2 separate regions of the Mus musculus genome follow, and region 1 is linked to region 2. Evidence: chromatin loops called from intact Hi-C (ENCODE). Cell type or tissue: heart. All regions are shown on one strand. Each heading gives the region's core, and the rest is flanking DNA. Links, peaks and the distances in the headings are about the cores only. Region 1 overlaps Nde1 (nudE neurodevelopment protein 1). Region 2 holds the start of Myh11 (myosin, heavy polypeptide 11, smooth muscle).

The links. A loop is a pair of places that touch in the nucleus more often than their neighbours do. Peaks named below come from ENCODE experiments on the same cell type or tissue, not always from the same donor. Only the 100,000 strongest peaks of a DNase experiment are listed, where the experiment ranks them.
Region 1: a loop joins it to region 2, with 12 times the contacts of the local background. A loop is called at or near these places in 1 of 42 quality-filtered maps.

The regions. Positions count from the first base shown.
Region 1 is chr16:14,179,501-14,188,233 of GRCm38, forward strand. Nde1 (nudE neurodevelopment protein 1) reads left to right here. Exons shown (of 9, transcript NM_023317.2): 5 at 3,976-4,112; 6 at 6,194-6,373. Among named protein-coding and RNA genes, the nearest start is that of Nde1, 21 kb to the left of the region's middle. In heart, for the core only: no CTCF peak of the experiment used is centred there; no DNase peak of the experiment used is centred there.
Region 2 is chr16:14,287,595-14,296,327 of GRCm38, forward strand. Myh11 (myosin, heavy polypeptide 11, smooth muscle) reads right to left here and starts at 3,814. Exons shown (of 41, transcript NM_001161775.1): 1 at 3,682-3,814. In heart, for the core only: a CTCF peak has its summit at 3,893 (motif pointing left); a DNase peak (open chromatin) is centred at 3,787; H3K4me3 peaks cover 1,278 bases; H3K27me3 peaks cover 2,500 bases.

The DNA of each region.
Region 1 (8,733 bases), core at 2,764-5,263, 110 kb before region 2:
TTAGATATTTATATGTGAGTATAGGTGCCAGTGGATGCCAGAGGTGTGGATCCCCTGGAGCAAGAGCCTGATGGGGTGCTGGGAACTGAAAGTGGGTCTTCTGAAAGAGCAGTGCAGCTTGTACTCCTAACTGCTGAGGTATCTCTAGCCCCAGGGGAGTTTGGGGTTTTTTGGTTTGGTTTTACGGTTTATTTATTTACTTACTTAATTAATTATTTATTGTATGTGAATGTTCTCGCTATATGAACACCTGATGCCAGAAGAGGGCATCAGATCCCAGGATAGATGCCTGTGAGCTACCATGTGGCTGCTGGGAATTGAACTCAAAACCTCTGGAGGAACAGACAGTGCTCTTAACCACTGAGCTCTCTCTCCAGCCCTGTTTGTTTGTTTTTAATGGAAATTCAAACACATAGAAAAGAGATACTGTTTATAGCACTCTGTCATGAAAGTGGGAGGGTCTCATGAGACCCCTATTTCCCCTCAAGGATTTTTGAGTAGTTGCTAATGGTTGCAGCTAGTAGCAGAGATTTTCCTTTAATGGTGCAGCACTCTAAGATGGCCATACCCCTGGGAGCCACCCTCACTAGCTCGTTGGGTCATATAAACACATACACACACACTAAAGACATGAAAACAAAAGAGGATAGTGGAAGAGTGTAGGGGACAGAAAAGGGTAATGAGTGGTTATGGTAAACATGATCAAAATGATGTTCTTGTATGAAAATGCCATAAAGAAACCTTTATGTATAATTAATATATGCTGATAGAATAAAATAAAAGGCATTGTTATTCCTCCACCTCCGGTCCCCCATAATGGAACACTTTGTACTCTGAGTTGTACATCTTGCTTTTCCACTTAACAATGAATGCTGGAGATACTATCTGTTGAAGGATACAGAACACCCTTGATCTTTTTTCCCACACACATATGTAATTGTCTACTGAATGACTCATTGGCTGATACCATGATGCCTTACTTATCCAGGGTCCTGGGGGCGTGTCTGGCTAGTCTTAGTTCCTTTACTGATCAGAGTCTCGGTAATGAGCAACCTCCCACGATGTGTGCCTGTGCCGTGGGGTTCCATAAGTGGAGTGGCTTATCTGAGGACACAGGCCTGTGTGACACGGATAAGTATTGTCCATCTATTTATATTTTACTAATTTATATTCCCAGTGGCCAATTCCCAGAGTACCAATTCCTCATTTTCCAAGTAGCTTCCTTAACACAGTGGACTTACATAGTGGACACTTAGGATTTCTGCCAATCAAATAGAAGAGAAATGGGTTAACCTCGGTTTTGAATTCTAAATGACTTGGAGCTATGGTAATCCATTTTCTCTGAGCTACATTCTCTCCCTCTCCCTCTCCCACATACTCCTCCCTCCCTCCCTCCCTCCCTCCCTCCCTTCCTGCCAATTCAGTCTTTGATATCAAGTCCAGAGCTTTCACATACTGGACAAGCTTTCTACCACTGGCCTGCGTCTCTCATACTGTTTTGTCCTTTTTGAAGGTGAAGCTTTAGGGAGAGTGAAGGGAGCCTTGTAAACATTTAGGCAGGGTTTCACATAGCTGAGGTTGGCCTTGGGCTCACCCTGTAGTCTCCCACGTCCACCTTCTAAGTATTGGAAATAAAGATGTGTCTCCTACCATATTTTGACATGGATTTATGTGGGTTTTCATTGTTTCTAAGGGACTTTCCTGTTTGTCTGTGACATGAGCAGAAAGTGTCTGGAAGGTCTTCTGGCTTTGTTTAGTAGATGCTTTGCTAGGCATGGGTTATTTGACGTTTATGTATTCAAGACAGTCACAGTTAGAGCTCTCTGTTGTCCAGTTGTCTAAAAAACCTTCCTTGTGTTTTGTTTGTTTGTTTGTTTGTTTTAGTTTTTTTAGTTCAAGAGAGGGCAGGGGGTTGAGATAGGGTTCTATATGTAGTTCAGGCTAGCCTTGAACTTGCAATCCTCATGTATTCGTCTCCCAAGTGCTAGGATTGCAAGGATATATCATCACACCTGACCTGTTATTTATTTTTGGGACCCTGGAGTCGTGTGACTGTCATACCTGTAGTGATTCTTTACAACTGGTCTTTCCAATCTGCCTCCTCTTGTGTCTGATGTGCCCCCCACCCCGACCTCCCTACCCCTGCCACTAACACCAATTGGTATTTTCTTATAAGATGACAAAAGAATTTTTTCTTTTCCATTTTCATATATGTGCAGTGTGCATATATGTATTTTTACTCGTGTTCACGTGCATGTGAGGCCTGAGAAGGTTAATGTTGAGAATCCTCATTGCTCTTATGCCTTAGTCATTGAAGCAGGATCTCTCAGTCAAACCCTGCGCTCACTCAAGTGGCTGGTTGGTTGGTCTGGCTAGTCCGCTTGCTCAGAGATCCTTTGTCTCCACCTTCCCTGACAGAATGTACAAGCAGGCTACCATGTCCACCTGGCATTCCATGGGCTCTCAGGATCTGAACTCTGGTCTTTGTTCCTGTAGCAATTGCTTTAACCATTGAACCATTGAACCATCCCAGTTTTTCTCCCTCATGAGCCTCCTAAGTACAGAGCATTCATCTGTTTTTTCAGAAATATCCACGTCCCTTCATCTAGAAATACCTAGATGTTTGATCTTTCTCATTGTTGTGACAGACAACAATGAAATATGTTGGAGACCTTGGGTCCCGAATGTCAGACTCCTGAATGTTTTCTGTTGTTGTCACTAGGTAGGCACCTTAGGTAGCTATCCCATTCACTTTCTCTGCAGACCCCTTGAGAGCAGGAACTAGCATGGCGTTAAGAGGCAGTGTTGAGTGAGTGAGCAAATTCAGCCTTCCCCTGCAACTGAAGGAGCAGGAACCCCGGTGAGTCTCACAGGGAAGAGCAGAGTGTTAGCTCTGGACCCCACTCCAAGCCTGCTTCCTTCTGCTTTAGAAAATGCAGTTGCACTGCCAGATGCCTTCTGGGGGCAGACGCAGGGAGGGCCATTAATTAAAAGTGCCAGCGCTGACTGAGCATATATCCATATAAAGTATGTGTCAGCTGTTTAGTCTACTTTATTCCCTGTCTCATTTCACAGAGGTGGCCTCCCTGTCCCTGCTTTATTATGAGAAACATCCAGGGAGAGTAGCTGGGCTAGAGTTAGCCACTTAACAGATTATTTATTACCGATTCTAAGTTACAGCCCGTCTCTGCCTTTATCACCATTGACCACTGTGCTCTAGTGAAATGCCTGCTCAAAATATGGCTGTTGGAGGACAGCGGCTCGGGGTCGAGTGCCAGAGCTTTTGAAACTTTAGTTTTTATCGTCGTGTGTGCATGTGGAAGAGAGGGTGGCAGAGGTCAGCATCGGGAGTCTTCCTCAATCACCCCCACAATATTTTGTTCCAGATAGACTGGCTGGGTGACTAGAAAGCCACCTAATGCTGGGATAAAAGGCTTACTCTGTACCCAGCTTTTTATGTGGGTGTTGGGGATCTCAAGTCGTGCTCAAGCACTTTAGTGACTGCAATATCACTTTAAAGTCACTAAGATTAATGCTGGTCTCTTTTCTGTCTCTTTCTCTGTCTCTCCCTCTGTGTGTGTGTGTGTGTGTGTGTGTGTGTGTGTGTATGTGTGTGTGTCCTTGTCCGTGTCCATGTCTGTGCTGGACTGTTCTGAATGTTAATTAGCATTCCTAGCCAAGCTGGGGCTGGTTGCTGTCAATGACTGGGCAGAGCATGTGGCCCTAATGCACAAGGCTTTAGGTCATCTTAGGCTTTACTGCTGCGTGGAAATTACCAGACTTGACCCTCAAGACAACCTGGTGTATCTTCTTAGCCCTGATGACTCTATTTTATAGGTGAAGAGCCTGAGGCCCAGGAGGCCCTGTGATACTTAGAACCACTCAGACACCTCTGCTGTCACATCATACAGGCCTTCAGGCACCGACAGATGCTGCCATTGCTATTTTGGGTAACTGTGTGCTTCTTCTACCCAGAGCCACAATCATGTCCCTGGAAGACTTTGAGCAGCGTTTGAATCAAGCCATTGAAAGAAATGCCTTCCTAGAGAGTGAGCTGGATGAGAAGGAGAATCTTCTAGAATCTGTGCAGAGGCTGAAGGATGAAGCCCGAGGTCAGAGGCTTTCTCTGTTTCTTCCCTGCATGGTGCTTTTCCATCTAAGACAACATCTGCCCTTGGCCTTGCCAAGCACTACCTTTCCAGGGAGTCTGGAGCTGTTCTGTACATGGGCCAGCCTCGGAGAGGCTGAGGGGCAGCTCTGTGTAAACGATAGCCGGGGTGGGGTTCTGGACTGTCAGCAGTTCTCAGGGATTACTGGAATGGCTGTCAGACACCTCATGTATGTCTGCAGGAAAAGTCTTGGGGTTCACAAATTCTGTCTTTGTTCATGGGCTTTGCCTCCTTAGTTCAGAATTGTTTCCTCAGAGAACAATTCCCACACATGCCAGACAGGCTTGAGTCCTGGCAGAAGCATAAGAGTTTCTTGGGGAGAAAAATGCCATTGTATTGCTGGCCAGCTTTTGGCTGTTGTGCCAGGCATGGAGTTCTTAGACTAATGGGACCTTCATTGGTAAGCCATCCTAGCTGCATTCTTAAGAGAGTTCATGCCAAGTCCTCGTTTCTTGTTTGTTTGTTTCTTCCAGACAGGGTTTCTTTGTATAACTGTCCTGGCTGTCCTGGAACTTGCTTTGCAGACTAGGCTGACCTTGAATTTACAGAGGTCTACCTGCCTCTATCCCTGAGTGCTGGGATTAAAGGTGTAGGCCACTATACCTGGCCCTTAATTCTTTTTAAATTAGAATTTAAATTTGATATCAAATGGTGCAGTCAGTAGGTAGGATTTAAAAAGCAATGGTCAATTTTAAATAGTTTTAGATTTCAGAGCATGTTGAATTCCGTTAGAAGTGCTCAGTGGGCCTGGCCATGGGGGTACACACCTGTAAGTGTGGGGGTCTGGGCATGGGGGACACACCTGTAAGCGTGGGGGACACACCTGTAAGCCCTGCATTTTGAAGGAGGATCAGTTCAAGGTCATCCTTGGCCTCATAGCAAGTTCAAGGTCAGCTGGGCTACAAAGACCACATCTTAAAACAAACAAACAAACAAACAGCAAAACCTTGGTTAGAAGAAATTCTTAAATGATTAATAAAGTCTATGCAAGTATTACAAAGTTTAAAGAACTTGGCACATATGGTCCAGAACATTTCCAATAGGAAATGTTCAACCTACACCATTAGTAATGAAGATACCAGCAAACCACAGGAATTTATTTTATGGGGTGTTAAACAGTTATTAAAATGAGTGGGCATTGGAAGATATGTTGTCTCGGGAAAGATGGCAGACCCTCATGGAAGGGGAGAGGATTAGTTACAGACAGGCATGTCCACCTGCTAATGATTCCTAAAATCATTTGTACAATACTCAGGAGTTTCCAACAGATGTGAACTGGGAGGGGGAGATCTGGAAGGTTAGGTGACTGTATACACTTGGGATCCCAGCACTCAGGAGGCTCTGAGATGATCTAGTGTTGACTTCATTCTGGATACACAGCAAAAAGGCAGTCAGTTGCTGAGCCAAGCTTGCAGCTCTGCAGAGGTCTGCCCTGTTTTCTGACTTGCTCGTCCTTGTCCCTTCCATCTCTTTACATACTGGCCAAAGCCCGGGCATGCTGGGCTCCTTACTCTTTCTCTGAAGCTCTCCACATTCCCCTGCACTGCCCTAACTCAAAAGCTGTGGCTTTCTTTCTTCCTTTCCTTTTAACTCTGTCTGGTAGCTGCTGAAATTTCAAGCCTGCCTGCTTGGAGTGTTTCCTTTAAACTTTAATAAAATTGTTCTCGAGCTTCACAAAACAACAAACAACAACAAACACAGAAGAAAACACAAAAATCAAAAAACAAAACTTGGTTATGTGTTCCAGACAGAAGAGAACTGGGAGGAAGCAAGTTTTCACTTAGGGTTCTGTCCATACCACAGTGTTACAATCTTTTTTAACAATTATGTTAAAGCTATAGCTTTTAAGTTCTTTTTGTATTTTATGCAGAAGAAGAGTGTGTTGTTTGCATAACTATTAAGGAGAGAACATGGTGTCCCTCCATTGAGGGTTTCCAGATAGATTTCTAGGTTGTACACTCCTATTTTGGCTGCATCCTCACCCAAAAGCAAGGACTCACATTCTGGACCCTTTCCCTGTGCAGATCTGCGGCAGGAATTGGCTGTGCAACAGAAGCAAGACAAGCCCCGGACACCCATGCCAGGCTCAGGGCAAGCCAAGAGGACAGACATGGCTGTGCAGGCCACAGGCTCTGTACCGTCTACTCCAGTAGCTCACCGAGGACCTAGCTCTGGTTTGAACACACCAGGAATGTTCAGACGTGGTAAGGAGGTGGGGCAGAAGGAAGTTTTTCTTTGATTTAAAGAGTTTGCCCTTATGCCAGTGGGGTGGTACAATCAACCCTAGCACTCAAGAGGCAGAAGCAGGTAGAGCCCTGTGAATTCAAGGCCAGCCTGGTCTACATAGTGAGTTCCAGGACTTCCAGGGCTATGTAGGAAGACCATGCCTCGGAAGGGAGGGAGGCAGAGAGAGAGGGAGGGAGAGAAGGAAAGAAAGAAGGAAGTTAAAAAGAGAAAAAACAAATAGTTTGCCCTGGTAAGAACCTGGTGTGGGTCCTCAGGGAGGTGGCTTGGGTCTGGCTCAGTTAGGAAGTAGTGTGGGAACGCTCAGTAGGGCAGGCTGTTGAGATCCTGTGATAAAGAACAGAAACTGTCTAGAAGGGCAGCAATCTCTGCCACAGAGGACATGGGTCCATTCTAGCATTCCAGGTATCCCTAGAGGCCAGAAATCTGAAGTTCTAAATGTTACACACAAAAGTCAAAACCATCATGGATTGAGCATGGTGGTCCATATCTGTAATCCCAGTGTTCTGGAGGCTGGGGCTGTAATTAAAAATTCAAGGCTAGTCTCTTGAACTGTGTGTTAGTTAGGGTTTTACTGCTGTGAACAGACACCATGACCAAGGCAAGTCTTATAAAGGACATTTAGTTGGGGCTGGCTTACAGGTTCAGAGGTTCAGTCCATCATCATCAAGGTGTGAGTATGGCAGCATCCAGGCAGGCATGGTGCAGGAGGAGCTGAGAGTTCTACATTTTCATCTGGAGGCTGCTAGCAGAATACTGGCTTCTAGGCAGCTAGGATGAGGGTCTTAAAGCCCACACCCACAGTGACACACTTCCTCCAACAAGGTCACACCTTCTAATAGTGCTACTCCCTGGGCCAAGCATATAAAACCATTACAAACTGGTCTACTTAGTGAGAGCCTGTCTCAGAAATCAGTAAATACTTATGAGGGGGAGGGGCTGTCCAATAATAGGTCTATCTGGAAATGTGCTCAGTATAATTGTTATAGTTAAAACTAAGATATTTGAGTTCTGCCCCCAGCCTCTTGGTTGATTTAGTCAGGCCACCAAAGGCAAATAGACAATTGCTGAATGCTCATTGTATGCTAGACAGTCTTTGCAACACGTCATATTAGGACCTCACAGAGCTATCTTCACAAGCCTACCCTACAGGTGGTAGTCCCATTTTTCAGGTGTGTTCACCAGTGTCCCTGAAGTCACCTAGCAGAGCGTGGCAGAGTTGAGGTTCTCAGCCAGACAGGCTGGTTCCAGGGCATAAGCCTCAGCTCACACTTGAACCTCGGTGATTTAGACTGTTGTGACTTCTGGTTCCAGTCCAGAGCAGTCCCTGTGTTTGGGGATTCACAGGACTCACCTGGTGTCTGTTATTGTTTACTATTAGTTACTTAGTTACTTAGTTTACTATTGCTGTAAAAAGATAGTATGACCAAGCAACTCTTAGAAAAGGAAGCACTTGACTGGAGACTTGCTTAGAGTAGAGCTTCAGTCCATTATCATCATGACAAAGAACCTGGCAATGGCAGGCATGGTGCTCAAGAAGTAGCTGAGAACTACATCCTGATCCACAGATACTGGGCCTAGCTAGCATGGGCTTTTGAAACCTCAAAGCCAACCCCCAGTGACACACTTCCTCCATCAAGGCTACCCTTACTCCAATAAACCCACACTTCCTAATCCTTACAATCCTTTCAAACAGTTCACTCTTTGGTGGCAAACATTCAACTATATGAGCCTACTGGGGCCGTTCATATTCAAACCACCACATTAGGCTTAGATGAGTTAGTCGCTCAGGCTCAGCTCATCTTGGCGAGGCCTACAGTTGTACCAGCTGTGTTGTGTGTGTGTGTGTGTGTGGGGGGGGGGGGGGTTGTCAGGGTTTATGTGTGCAAGTTAGGTTTGGCAGTGAGTACCTTTTACCCACCGAGTCATCACTGGCTATGCGAAAGGCTGCTTTTCATGTGGATTGCTTAGCTGGCTGTGGTGATGCCAGACTATAATCCTAATACCCAGCCAAAAGACTGCCAGTGTAAGCCCAGCAGACATAGAGGGACCCTGGCTCTCCCTCCCCAAAATGTGGCTTTTTTTTTTTCACTATGTATATATTTATCCTGATCACTGTTTATGTTAACAAGGTATATGGAATTCTGAGATATACCTAGGCTTGGTTTAAAAGGATTAACCTGTTTTTAAAAAATTAGATGTTTAAGATAATCTTACCAAGGATTCAAAAAAATAAACTGGTAGTTTCTTGGTGTGTTGTCCAATTAATTCCTTACTGAAATAAGATGGTGATTAGAATCAGAGGGAAGGTGTCATCCCC
Region 2 (8,733 bases), core at 2,539-5,038:
CATGACAAGCTGTAGTGTTTGCATAGCATCTTGAGCAACCTCCCAGCTGCCTTGAAGGGTGGCAAACATAGTTCTCCTGCTGCATGACTCAGGGATAGGGACAAAAAAGAAGGTCTGTATGTGTTCAGCTCAGATGCTGTTAAAAATGAACTTCTAGATTACAGTAGACTAGATTCATCTGTAGGGACCCATAGCCCAGAGAGCAAGTGGACCTGAGTGAAACAGGTCAGGTCCCCACCCTGTTGGCCATTCTGATGAGAATGGTTCCCTGAAACTCAGATGCATCATGGTAACCTGACCTTCCCTTGCTAGAATACTGGGCAGTTTCCTTCTCCCTTCAGTTCTAGCTTGCCTTTCTCCAACTCTGTGTCCCCTGGTCCTTAAGGCCTGTAGATCAATGTGATTAAATGTCACCAATGACAAAAAGAGAACCAGGGAGCAAAGGGGCCACTGTAAGAGCCAGGCAGACTTCTACCATGCACAGGAAGGAGATCCAATAAGAGTCTAAAGGAATAGTGATCACAACTGTGCTAGTAGAACTGGTCAGAAAGTATGCTGGTAACATGAGAGGTTTCAAAAAAGGAGCTGGCTTTGAAAAAAGATTTACACAAAAGGAAAATTAGGGGTAAGTTTCTGCTTTAGGGGAAAGACCACACTTTGGATTTTCTGGCTTATTGATACCAGCTGTGTCACACAGAGCACACTCCTAAACATCTCTAGTCATATAAATTACCATCAGATGAACTTTGCTGGTGTCAGCCTTGTGTCAAACCCTTCAAATGGGTCATCTACTGAAAGCTCCCAAAAGGGCATCCCTTAGGCTCTGGAGTTACAAGAACCTTAGTTTGTGAGAGCCCCCATCTTTGATAGATAGAACAAAGATATATATGAATGATTTATTTATTTATTATATATAGGTACACTGTAGCTGTCTTTAGACACTCCAGAAGAAGGGGCATCAGATCTCATTACAGATGGTTGTGAGCCACCATGTGGTTGCTGGGATTTGAACTCAGGACCTTCAGAAGAGCAGTCAGTGCTCTTAACAGCTGAGCCATCTTTCCAGCCCCCTAGAACAAAGTTTTCAAAGCCCACATTTATGAAATGGAGGGAAGACTATTAGTACTGATTCCAAAGGGCTACTGTGCGACTCCAATTAATGAACCTTTCTCTTTTGCTGCAGCCGTGGGAATCCAACCCTAGCTAAGTGATCTTCGACTTCTGAGAAGACTAAGCAAGTGCTACAAAAAACGTTAAGACACTGGCTTGTTCTCAACAGTCCCATTTTGCAGATGGGAAAATGATCAGGGAGGCCAACAGCAACAACATATTTTTAAAGATCAGCTGATTTCCAGGTAGCCCAGGCTGGCTTTGGACTCACTCAGCAGCTGATTTCCAGGTAGCCCAGGCTGGCTTTGGACTCACTCAGCAGCTGATTTCCAGGTAGCCCAGGCTGGCTTTGGACTCACTCAGCAGCTGATATGACCTTGAACTCCTGCCGTCTTACCTCTCAGATGCTGGGGTTGAAGTTGCGCACCATTAGGCTGGGGTTTGATTTTTTTTCCCATTTTTTTTTCCTGAGATAGTGTTTCCTATTGTAGTCCAGGATGGCCTGAACTTGCTATGTATTCCAGGTTAGCCTCAAACTCTCATTAATTCTCTCACCTTAGCCTTCCTTCCAAATGCTAGTATTATAGACATGAGCCACTATACCTGGCAAAATAATGTGGTTAAGACCTTCTGAGTATTTGAAATAGGATATAGTTTTCTAAATTACTCAATGGTTCATCAGATGTAAATACCACCTGTTCTTATTAAATGTATGGAAGACAGGAGCTAATTTCCACCAGAAAAAAATATACAAATAGAACTTCCAAATAAGAAGAGAGAGGGAAAAAAGAGCCTCACTGTCTTCTAAGTGCCCCCCATCTCTACAGGGAAAGACGGTGAAGCACCCAGAACCCAAGCCAGCCAGGCTGCATAGCAAGGCTGGGTGATTGGCCAAGGGGGCTGGGGATGGCCTCGTAGAAAACACTACCATACAAGGGCATGTCTGCCTCCAGCCCAGCCTCTCACAGAAAAGTAATGATAAATCCATAGTGACTACCTTGTACGGAAGAGAGGCTCTATTTCAGATATAACAATGAAAGTCCATAGTGCTTATGAAGCAAACCCACAGGTTTCTCCAGGGTGGCTCAGCACGGGCGTGTTTTGGGGTCACCCAGCCTCATGGACTCCTACCACATCTGTTTCTCTCTAGGGAACAGCCTTTGTCAGTTTAAATTGGTAGAAGGTTTCAATCTTCTTCAAAAAGTGGTGGAGTCCACCAGAAACAGGAGTCCAACAAATTTTGGTTTTCAGGAAAGACAAAGAGCTGTCACGACAAGATGATCAACTTCGTGATGAAGTGTATATAATGATTCAAATAACTTGATTCCACTGAAGTGCTGTTAAGTACCTGGCTTGTTAAGTGTGCCATCAACCACATCAAAAAAGAGAAGGTGTTCCTTGCCATGAGAGACTTTTGGACCTGTATGGTCAAGCTCTCTTTCTTTAAGTCAAGTCTAAAATAGCATCTTGAAGTAAACTGAGCAAGAGAAGAACCTTCACCAGAGGACACAGAACGGAGCAGAGCAGTGTGCTGAACACAGCCGGACGTCCCTTCTTTCCCAGCAAGCTCCATGGCTTCTCGCAGTTCTTAGAGGTAGAACCTAAACAGCCTAGTCCCGGCTTTCTAAAAGGTTTCTTTTGTTCTCTGACAGACATAACTTTGAAAGGTGCTTTCCAAACAATTCTGAACTGGAATCGCAGAACTTTCTCCTGCTAGTTCCTCTCTCTGTCCTAAGAGTAACCTTCCCACTGAGGAGCCCCAAACCCAGCGCCTGCTCACTCGGTGCACCTGGGGGTGGGGAGGCAAATGGAGCCTCCGCACCCACCTGGACATCTGAGGCCCTAACCAACCAGGAGAAGAACTCCCTTGTTAATTCACAGAGTCTGGGGTCTGGAAGGGAACAGAGTGAAAGAAACTAGCCATATCTTACAATAAGCAGCCTTGTCTACCAGTAACAATCCACAGCAAAATCACCTAAGTAGATGGAAAACACACACACACACACACACACACACACACACACACACACACACACACCACAGCCTGTGCTCAGAACTATCAACACTTTCACCCATGTTTCTGAGTTACTTTGTGCAATGGTCAGTGGATTATCCATCCCATGACCTAGTCAGACTAACCTTGGGTTCCGATCACCATCCCAAATACTGGGATTTGAACCCAGGACCCGCAGTGCTCTACCACAGCACATTTGTCCACTGTGCAGCCTATAAACACTGGTTGGTTTTTAAGTAGACCATTTTGTTTTTTAGACTCTAGTCTTAAAATACCTGGAATTGGGCCCAGCCACCAGAATCTTTAATTGCTTACTCCACTTTCCCAGGTGGTTCTGCTCATGGGCAACCTGGGGATGCTGGTTTGACGTGGTGGGTAGTGGGGGGGGGGAGGGGAGTAATCACAGGAGGTCTAGAATGATCCTGTACCCGGCTTCTTCCCATTGTCCTTATAAGAGATAACAATCAGGACCCCTGGAGTCCCCACTCCCAGGAGGATGCTTTAGAAGGCTTAAACCCACCACCCAGGCTTGCCCCTAAGGGACCAACTCTACTTACAGATCTACTCCGGGGGTGGATTAGCAGGAGGACACCGGATGGAGAGCTCGGATCTGGCACTGATCCCAGGCTGGGATGGTCCAAATCTCTCTGTAAGCTTCGGACGCCTGGCTTTATAGAGTCAGCGCTATCTGAGAGTGGAAAGGGGAGGTGGCTGTCGGACGTCCGAGAGTGGGAGGATCCTCTTCCCTTCGCGGCGCCCCCTGCAGGTGAGGAACAGAGCCGCACTGACCCACAGCCTCAGGCTTCGCTCCCTGTAGCCACCCAGATCCTGGGTCCTTACAGAAAAGGAATCCGGTATACAGAGTCTGTAGGGAAACGTGAGAATTTCTCCCCCTAGGTCCATTCCAGCTGGATTTTAACCTCTTCCTGTTCATACATACTGGAGGCTTGATACCTCCCACTCTCCTTCATCCCCTCTTCATTCACCTGCCACCTCTTAGATCTGAGGGCGGTTGTGTTTAGCAAAGGGAGGGGAAAGGTGATTTTTTTTTTTTTTTTTTGAACTCTGCAAGGTGCAAAGCAGGTCACCGCATATCCTCCAGTGACTGCTGGGAATGTGTGGGAAAAGAAAGGGAAACTTGTTTTTCCTAACTTGTTCTTTGCAGTTCCATTCATGCTACAACCAAAATTAAATATAATCCCAGGGTGCCTGGAACCAATAACGTGGTTTCTCTGAACATCGTTGAAAAGCGGGGTGCTGCTGGAGAAAGAGTGCATTATGGCACTTGGAGGATGCGTGCTAAGACCCTAAGAGAATGCGGGGTACTTGCTGGTCCCCCGCAAGTTCACAGCTGTCCCCCCTCAGCAAGGGATACTTCTCAATCTCTTTCCCTTAGCCCTGTATGGATCTAGGTCCCTGTCTCCCTGTCTCTTTTGTCGGACCTGACACACTCTCCATTACACTCTAGCTTTGATTTCCCTGTGACGATTTTTGTTCTGTCTCTATCATTTCATCTGTTATGTCCCTAAAGTCAGTTTCTTTCTCTCTCTCTCTCTCTCTCTCCCTCCCCCTCCCCCCCCCCTTGCACACACACCACTCAGGCCATAAAAGGAAGTCGAGGCAGAGCTGGCCCCACGCCAGACCGGGGACGCCTCGCTCCCCGCGCGCGGACCCTCGAGGTCCCGGGCTGGTCCTCCCTCCTGGGCCTGGGCGGGAGACAACCCAAAAAGGCCAGGCGCAATTCTCGAAACAGGAATTCCCAGCGTGGCATACCAGCGGGGCTCTGGCTCCCCCTGACTAAATATGGTCCCGCGCAGCCTCCCGCTGAGCCCGCGGGGCGGTATAGGGACCCCAGTGCTCAGACAGGAGCTCCAGACCCAGGTGCAGCTGGTTCTTCCAACCCAAGGATGATTCTGGCCAAACCTGCCCCAGCCCTATTTTGCAGGCCAGAAGACTGAGTCCTGTGAGGGTCCTTAGCAAGCTCAGTACTGTTTAATACCAATGTTCACTCTGGAGAGCTGAGTTACGGATCACTGTGTACAAAGCCAACAGGGGTGCTGTGTGGCCTTTCATATCCCAGCCCATCTGGACCCCTTCCATATCCGTCCAGGACCAAGCTCACCTGCTTCTCAGACTTGAAAACATCTGGATCTTGGTCCTCCCCATCCCCATTCCTAACCCCATCCCAGCCTCACTGGGCAGCAATACACAGAGCCAAGGACAGCAGCTTGGCTGCCTCGATGTAGAGGTGGGGGAGGAGCCCTCCACATGATGGACGAGGCTGCTTCCCCAAAGCCTCTTCGCAGCTGCACGTAAAAGGAATGGAAACCGTCTGGGCATTGAGCCCAGGAGGAATGGAAGAGGGAAGCCCAGGACCCACCTGCACCTATCCCAGTCTGGAACCAGCCCAGAGCTTGCCATCCCCGTGTTAGGAAGGAAGGGCACTCCCGCAGCAGGCCTCAGTGAAGTCAATTCCAAGGAGCACAGCTGAGTTTTAAAGAATGGTATCAATTTTGAAACAAAACTAATTTCAGTACAAGGAGAGACTGGGTCAGTAAGACTGGTCAAAAGCACTTGCTGCCCAAGACTGCCTTGAGTTCCATCCTTAGGAGCCACGTGACTGAATGGAACACATCATTCTCTGACTTTCACGTGTAAGCAGTAGGGCACCCTGCTCCCCAATCAATTAGTGTTAGCATTTTTTTTTAATGGAAACTGTGTTGTGCATGTGGTAGATGTGCACACCCGTCAATCGCAGATGTCAGTTCTCAGGACCCATCTACCACAGGGTCTCACTGTATACACAGTTCTAGCTCGTTGGCCTCAAACTCTGTGTAAACCAGGCTGGCAACAAACTTGCTTTACACATGCTGGGATCCAATGTGTGCACATCTGACATTGATTTTGTTGTTTTTACTTTGTTTTTGAGACAGTCTCTCACAGCTGGGCTGGGATGCTTGGTGGTTACAGTGTGTCTGTTGTCCAGTGCCGTCTGGGTGTCTTTATATAAGTGTTAGAGATGGAATTCAGACCTCATCACCTCAGTCAAGAAAGGGGAAACTTTACTGCTTTCTTTACATCTAATGCCCAGAATGATGGCATGAAGTAGGTTCGTCAGCATCTACTGCTGAGGATCCAGGTTTGAAAGAGTATATATCATCTGGCCAATAAGAGCAAGGTTAACAGAGGAGCTGAGATTCCAACCTGGGTCCATTCATGGCATGGCTGGTGGTTACACTGTGTCTGTGTATACATTCTCGAGTGTGGGCGTCAACATTGTGTCCATAAGTTGCCCCTCCATTTTATTTTATGAGCATCTCTCACTGCACATGGAGCTTGTTGATTCTGCTAGGCTGCTAGACTGCAGAGCCGGACAGCAAAGCCCAGGGACCCCCCTCTGTCTGTCTTCCCAGTGTTGGGATTCTTGCTGTAACTACTGAGCCATCTCCCCAGACCAACTTACTGTTCCCCCGAGTCTTGAGTGTTGCTCACAATAGGCAAGCGCTGTCCCACTGAGGCCCAAAAGTCTGATCTCAGCCCTGCTAAGCACTAGCCAAGAACCTCTGGGGTTATCCATGTCCTTATGTGACACTGCCTTAGGAAAGGCTTTCTGCCTTCCCCCACCTTGCTGGGTTGTTAATGACAGTGCCGGCCTTGTATAAACCACCCATCCCCTCCTGGCATGCTTGGGCAGTACCCAGGGACAGTATGTTCACTTCACAGTCACTTGGGAAGTTTCTGTCCACTGTGAGAAGTTCCGATATCTGAAGTCTTCAGAAGGAAGTTCTACCTAGAACAGGGTAGAGGCTTCTATTTTTCTTGTGGTTGAAGAGGTCATTTATTGTAAGAAGAGGAGAAAAGTCACTTAACAAAATGCTCCTTTGGGTGGTGTCAAATAAATTGTATGTTTTTCTGTGATGGGAAGTGGACGATGAAGGGGAAATTTCTCTTTGGGGTCTTTTTTTTTTTTTCTAGCAAATAGTTTTAAATAGCTATTGGCTTGTAAAAGCCTCAGTATGTGATGCCCTCTAGCTTTAGGAAAATCAAAGATTGTATCCAAGCATGGCTGACTCTTGCAGGTGCTAAAGATTTAATCATTTAAAACTATATCAGCTGGCCTGAGGAGATGGCTCAGTGGGTAAGAGTGCTGCTGCTCACTGTACAACACCCGTGTAAAAAGTGGGACATGGCCACACATACCTTTAACGGGTGTGCTGTGAGACAGAGACAGGAGGCTCACCGGGGCTTGCTGGCTACCAGCCTAGCTCCAACAGGTTCAGTGAGAGACTCCTGTCTCGAGGGAATAGAGCACAGTGACAGGCCACCTGACATTCTCCTCTGGCCTCAAATGCATGTGTGCGTACGCACACAGACACAGACACTCAGACACACACAGTTTCATCCCAGGTCCATGGAAGATCTGTCTCACAGATCAGTGGGAACTGTTCCAAGCCCAGGCACTGGTCACCACTGGGTCTCAAGGCAGGAGACTGCACCTGCTGTGCTGTTTCCTCTTCACTCATGTCCCATTCTGGTCTTCCTATAACTACAGATGATGTCTCTATTGGAAAGGCCTCCATAGGGAATGGTCAGAAGCTTTGCATTTTCATAAACCTACACATGTTCTGGGTGGTGGGTTGAATGAGAATGTCCCCAGAGGCTCATATGTTTCAATCTTTGGTCCCCACTTGGTAGAACTGGGACGGTATAGGAGCTGTAGCCTTGTTGGAGCTGTGGTCTTTTGGAGGAAGTGAGTCACTGGGGTGGACTTTCAGGTTTCTAGAGATCATGCCATTCCCAACTAGTACTCTCTGCCTCCTGCGTGTGGATCAGTATGTAAGCTCCTGGCTACAGCTCCATTACCATGCCTGCCTATCTGCCAGATGGCCATAGCTTCTAGTCCTCTGGAACTGTAAGCCCCCAATAAATCCTTTCTTATTTAAGTTAGTAATATCTTAGTAGTAATACTTTGCCATAGCAATAGAAAAGTAACTAAGACACTACTGGGAAATTTACCCTAAGAGATGGACTTATCTCATGAAGTTCTGTGCGTGGGCATTTATAGGAGCATGGTTTTGTTATTGTTTTTTTAAGACATGGTCTCACCAAGTAGCCCAGACCTTTAAAACTGACCATCACACCTCCAGCTCAGCAGCTTTGTTAACTGCAAGCACCTGAAGGCAGCTAGGCCGGTTTTTAGTAGGTATACAGATAGCTAATAAAAAGGCAGGATTCTGCACTTTCTAGAAAGCTAACAAACCACAAAGCTATGGGAGGTATGCCAATCCTAGAAGGTTGAAGTGGTTGAAGCCACATGGTGTCCTGGGAAAGGTGGGCAAAGGTGTCAGGTACTGCCACCATGAACTCTCATCACCATGCTTTGTCAGGTGACAAAGAAGGCTCTTCTGTGACAACTGCAGCTCTCAAACAGATTCAGACAGTGGGAGAAGACAGGGCCTGTGGGAGGAGAGTGAGGGCACTCAGTGCTCCCCACTTCTGTTAGTCGGGCAACTGAAAGTTCTCTCTCTCTCTCTCTCTCTCTCTCTCTCTCTCTCTTTTCTGAGACAACACAACACTACATAGCCCTGACAGGCCTGCAATTTGCTATG